Regions from separate parts of the Mus musculus genome. Here region 1 is linked to region 2. The links are chromatin loops, found by intact Hi-C in ENCODE. Cell type or tissue: heart. All regions are shown on one strand. Region 1 has its middle 22 kb from the start of Nfkb1. Region 2 holds the start of Bdh2 (3-hydroxybutyrate dehydrogenase, type 2).

Region 1 (2,500 bases), 430 kb before region 2:
CTCCCTAGCAGACATGACACACGTGTCTTGCTTACCGTGGAGCCCTGAATGATCATTTAGTCTCAGCATCCTGAGCAGCCGTGAGTTTCTATATTCACCACTGTTCATTGCAAAGAGAAGCATCTCCAATTAAGGCTAAAAGTAGCATTTGTTTACGGGATGAGCTTAAATATTTAGGGGGTGTTTGGTGCTGTATCAGTTTAGCTAAACAGCAATAGGGAATTCAACATTCCTCACACACTCCTTGCTGAGGCTACAGATGCTGGTCTCTGATCTAGACTCTGGTCAATACCTTATACAAAGTACATATATGCTTACCACAATGTCTGTATCCATGCATAAGTTCAAACACCATTTCATATGTTAAACTGAAGACTCAGACATTAAAGAAGGCTAGAAACGCATTATCCATACTGACATTTCTAAGTGTATTGTATGCCAGGCCTTATCACTCAGTGATAACTAAAGCTCCAAAGGACCCCATTCTGGGCCACCCTAGTTTTTGACTCTTCTCCCTCCCAAGAGAACAGCAGGCATAAGAATTAAAAAGAATTTCCCGTATTTACAATTCAAAAGAAATCAACCATGTTCCTTGCCTTTTTTTTTCTTGATGTACTTTCCTAGGAACTCTGCAGTTCAGACCTTTACATTTTGAAAACAACTGGCAACTTCACCCAGTGAAGTGACATTGGTCTATTTTGTGTGAGCTAGTAAGAAAGTTTTAAAAGTGTTCATACACATGGCATAGTTTGTGAATGGAGTTAGATCATTTTAATTAAAATTAAAACAAATATGCACAGTAATGAATCAGCAAACTTTTCACCAAATTTGAACATAGCATGGCTGTATGGATGACAGGGCTTTTGTCTGCATCAAAAAAGTAGTCTCTCTCTCTCTGTCTCTCTCCGTCTCTGTCTCTCTCTGTCTCTCTGTCTCTCTCTGTCTCTCTGTCTCTCTCTGTCTCTCTGTCTCTCTCTCTCTGTCTCTGTCTGTCTCTCTCTGTCTCTCTCTGTCTGTCTCTCTCTGTCTCTGTCTCTCTCTGTCTCTGTCTCTCTCTGTCTCTCTCTCTCTGTCTCTCTCTCTCTCTCTCTCTCTTCTCTCGTGTGCATCAGCTAGTGTTCTAGCAGCATATTAAAATGACAACAAAATCACCAGCGAGTTTCAAATTCCATCAGATTGGACTTTCCAGTGACCCTTAACTGGATGAGTACAAACAGGAACGGAGAGCAAATATCTGAAAAGCATATTCACAAATAGCATCTGAATAAATTTCATTAAGCAGAGCTCACCTCTTCAAACAATACCAGGAGGGGGCAGCATATATTGTAGCTTGCAGAACTGGATCAAAGCACAGGTTCTTAGGAAAAAGTCAGATGCAGAGCCGGAAGCCAGGTGACACAGGGAAGCCATCAGAAGATATCAACTTTCAGGGATATGCAGAAGTCACTGCCGTTTGCAGAGAGAGAGAGAGAGAGAGAGAGAGAGAGAGGGAGGGAGGGAGGGAGGGAGGGAGGGAGGGAGGGAGGGAGGGAGGGAGGGAGGGAGGGAGGGAGGGAGAGAGTCACAAGGAGAGACCTAGACTCTTGTTGTGGTATGGATGACTAAAGTATAACCATGGAAATGTATCCACAAACAACTGGCTTCACACATACTTGTCAGAGGCTTGCCATCTGCAGAGTGGGAACACTTAGTAAATAATACTTCCTTTTCTTAACTCATTCCCCTAAGGAGAAATCTTTGTCCTGGCACAGTTGTTTCCTGGCCACCCCCTGAAAGTTCTAATTTTAATTACCTTACTTTTCTCATAGGAAAAAAGAAGCACATTTTAAAGGCACTTACCATAAATACCTGGGAAGAGATCTCAGACAAATCTGTCAGGGAAGTGATCAAAAATGCAGCCATTCTTGGACCTGAAACAACTCTTAGCTCAGCAGAGGAGAGCACATGCTGCTCTTTTTAATTTAAAGATTTATTTATTTATTTTATGTATATGAGTACACTGTAGCTGGTTGTAAGCCTTCCTGTGGTTGTTGGGAATTGAATTTTTAGGACCTCTGCTTGCTCCAGTCTGACCAACTCCGCTCTCACTCAGTCCTTGCTCGCTCTCACTCAGTCCTTGCTCGCTCCGGACCAAAGATTTATTTATTATTATACATAAGTACACTGTAGCTGACTTCAGATGCACCAGAAGAGGGCATCAGATCTCATTATGGGTGGTGTGTGAGCCACCATGTGGTTGCTGGGATTTGAACTCAGGACCTTCGGAAGAGCAGTCAGAACGCTTACCCGCTGAGCCATCTCTCCAGCCCTTGCATGTGCTGCTCTTACAGAGGACTCTGGTTGGATTCCCAGAAACACATGGCAGCTCGCAACCATCTGTAACTCCAGTTCAAGTGGATTTGATGTCCTCTTCTGACCTGCTCGGGGATCACACACCCATGTGGTGGGTATACATGCATGCAGACAAAACCCTCATACACATAAAATAGTGAAGTAAATA
Region 2 (2,500 bases):
TGATGACCCCCACTCTGTGATCCAATCATGCGCACATGCTGGGTAACAGGATCTGGCTTCATGGCGTCTCCCCAATTCTGATGCAGTACGCTTTGCTTTGCTTTTTACCAGTAGCACGCAGAGAGAAATTTCACTTAGAGTGTGGTAGGAGTTGAGAGAAAGCTAACTTGTGCTTTTAGGAAGGGATGAGCCGTCCCTGCCTCCCCCGACCCTGAGTACAGCATAAGAAACTCACAGTCCAGGGCCTTCACTAAGGGACCCTGGGTATTCGCCCACCAAAGCCCTGGTTCTCAACCGTCCTAATGCAGCGACACTTTAACGCAGTTCTTCATGTTGTGGTGACCCATATTTTTGTTGCTACTTCACAACTGTAATTTTGGTGCTGTTATGAACCATAATGTAAACACCTGACATTCAGAATATCTAATTAGATAGAACCTAGGCGTGGGGGTCGCGACCCACAGGTTGAGAATCAGTGAAGGCACCTGCTCAGTGCTCTCTTAAGCACCTCCATGACCCCCGAGACCACCCAGAAGCAACCAGGCACAAAATTTAGTTTCTGTTTACTTCTAAACCTTTCTCCAGCTGACCTCCAAGCAGTCTCAAGGCAACATGGGTTTTTTTGTTTTTTTGTTTTTGTTTTTTTTTTGGGGAGGGGGGGTAACAGGGTGGGGTTTAGAGTGGGAATACGTCCAGAAATTGTAAACTTAACCCACTCTTAACATAATGACTTTCCTACTTCTAAAGATTGTACTAAAACCCTAAATTTCTTTTTACTAGAAAAAGGCTCAGAGTATTTTCTGGAATTCCAAATATTTTCACGAGCCAGTTTACTTAGGACAGATACTGGAACAGTTGTCTTTCTTTGGCTATTTTCAAACTCTAATAAATACAAGAGGATTCCCAACTCCCACACTAACTGAAGATGCATCTTCAACTCGGCGATATGGAGAAGATGGCAACACAAGCTACAACTCTCAGTCCCCAAAAGTTTTGTCGAAAGTGATTAGAAAAAAATATCTTACTTTAGAAGAGTGAGTCCACACAGTCCTCCAGATTCCTTCAGGAGACAAACTTCAGATCTCTGCGCAGGAGAAGTCACATGCTGATTAATGCACGCTGGGAGGTGGAGTTCAGGTCCCCTCCGAGTCCTTTTGCTAATGCCTGTTAAGTAAGCTTTTAAGAAGTGTTTGCCACAGCCGTGCACTTTAGATGTGTCCATGCTGCCATCTAGTGATCAGAACGTGGAACTGTGAACGCCAAACAAAGGCCTGTCTTTTGTTTGTGCAAGTTACTTAGCAGGCCAGATCCAATGGCCAGGAAGGTGGAAGGCTGCTGGAAAACACACAAGGGACCCGAGGCACTAAATACTCTGGTCTTCCTAGCTCTTAACCCAGATTGCTTTGAGCGGGGAAAAGAAAACTTCCTTGGGGCTAAAGTCTTGTTTCTGACGTTAATCCCTCAGCTGCAGAATGCTGGCATCCTGAGTGCACTGGGCCTGAGCCGAGGAGCACACCCAGCTAGGATGGGAATCTTGAAATGAACAGAGCAAAATATCATGCAATCAAGTTGGTTGAAGACTACAGGAGCCACGAGGAAAGGGCTAGGTCTTGGCTGGGTCGGAGACTTGTGAGTTAACCTGGCTAGTGTCACAGTGATCATGGAGGTCATGTGTGAATGTCCTGCATAAATCCAGGGGCTCGACACATTTGGCACACTTTGCCATGGGCTCTGGCACTGCAAAGGCTACAAAACAAAGCTATCAGATTGCGAGCCTCCTTTGTCACCTGGGCTGGCCAGCCATGCAGGTCTGCTGGGGACGCAGGCTGTACTTTCTGAGGGCTTCCTTCTTGAAGAGAAAAGTGATGCCTCCCAGAAGGTTCTGGGTTCTGCTCCTCTTTCTGAGTGGCTCCTAAAGTGTGGGTTTCACAGTCAGTCAGTTGGATGCACGTGGGTTGGACGGAGCAGAGCAAGACAGAGAGCTGGTCCTTTAAGGCAGGCACAGGGTGGCTTCCTGTGCTGCTCAGTGTGTGGGTGCTTTCTGTTCCTCCCTCAAGCTCCTGCCTCAGGCCCTGGCTTCAGTCTCTAGCACGGTATAAAGCCCAGAGTGCTAGCACCGAGCACAAATAGATGTAAGAGCATCACAAAGTTTGCTTAGAACTTCACAGCCAGCCTGGACTACAGAAGACCCTTATTCAGAACAGCTGACCCCCTCAAAGGGGAAAAAAGAGCCCAGTTTAAAAATAAAAAGACATAAATCCTATGTCTCCCTGAAATAGCTGAGTAAGCAGGACCTGTAAACTGGCCAACCTACAGCGTTCTTATATGGAGGAGAAGGAAACAGCGGCTCTGCGTTCTTATATGGAGGAGAAGGAAACAGCGGCTCTGCCAGGGTGGTGAGGAGGGGACATGGTGTGCAGGTGAAGCCCAGCGTCTGCCACACACCTGCAGGATAAACGGCAGCTTATTACAGCAGACACTTCTGTGTGTGCTCCTTGCT

The links. Peaks named below come from ENCODE experiments on the same cell type or tissue, not always from the same donor. Only the 100,000 strongest peaks of a DNase experiment are listed, where the experiment ranks them.
Region 1: a loop joins it to region 2, with 4 times the contacts of the local background. A loop is called at or near these places in 18 of 42 quality-filtered maps.

Annotation. Positions count from the first base shown.
Region 1 is chr3:135,712,564-135,715,063 of GRCm38, reverse strand. No RefSeq gene overlaps it. Among named protein-coding and RNA genes, the nearest start is that of Nfkb1, 22 kb to the right of the region's middle. In heart, a CTCF peak has its summit at 1,295 (motif pointing right); no DNase peak of the experiment used is centred here.
Region 2 is chr3:135,279,894-135,282,393 of GRCm38, reverse strand. It overlaps Bdh2 (3-hydroxybutyrate dehydrogenase, type 2), which reads right to left and starts at 1,173. Exons shown (of 10, transcript NM_001172055.1): 1 at 1,026-1,173. In heart, a CTCF peak has its summit at 1,231 (motif pointing left); a DNase peak (open chromatin) is centred at 1,233; H3K4me3 peaks cover 264 bases; H3K27ac peaks cover 983 bases.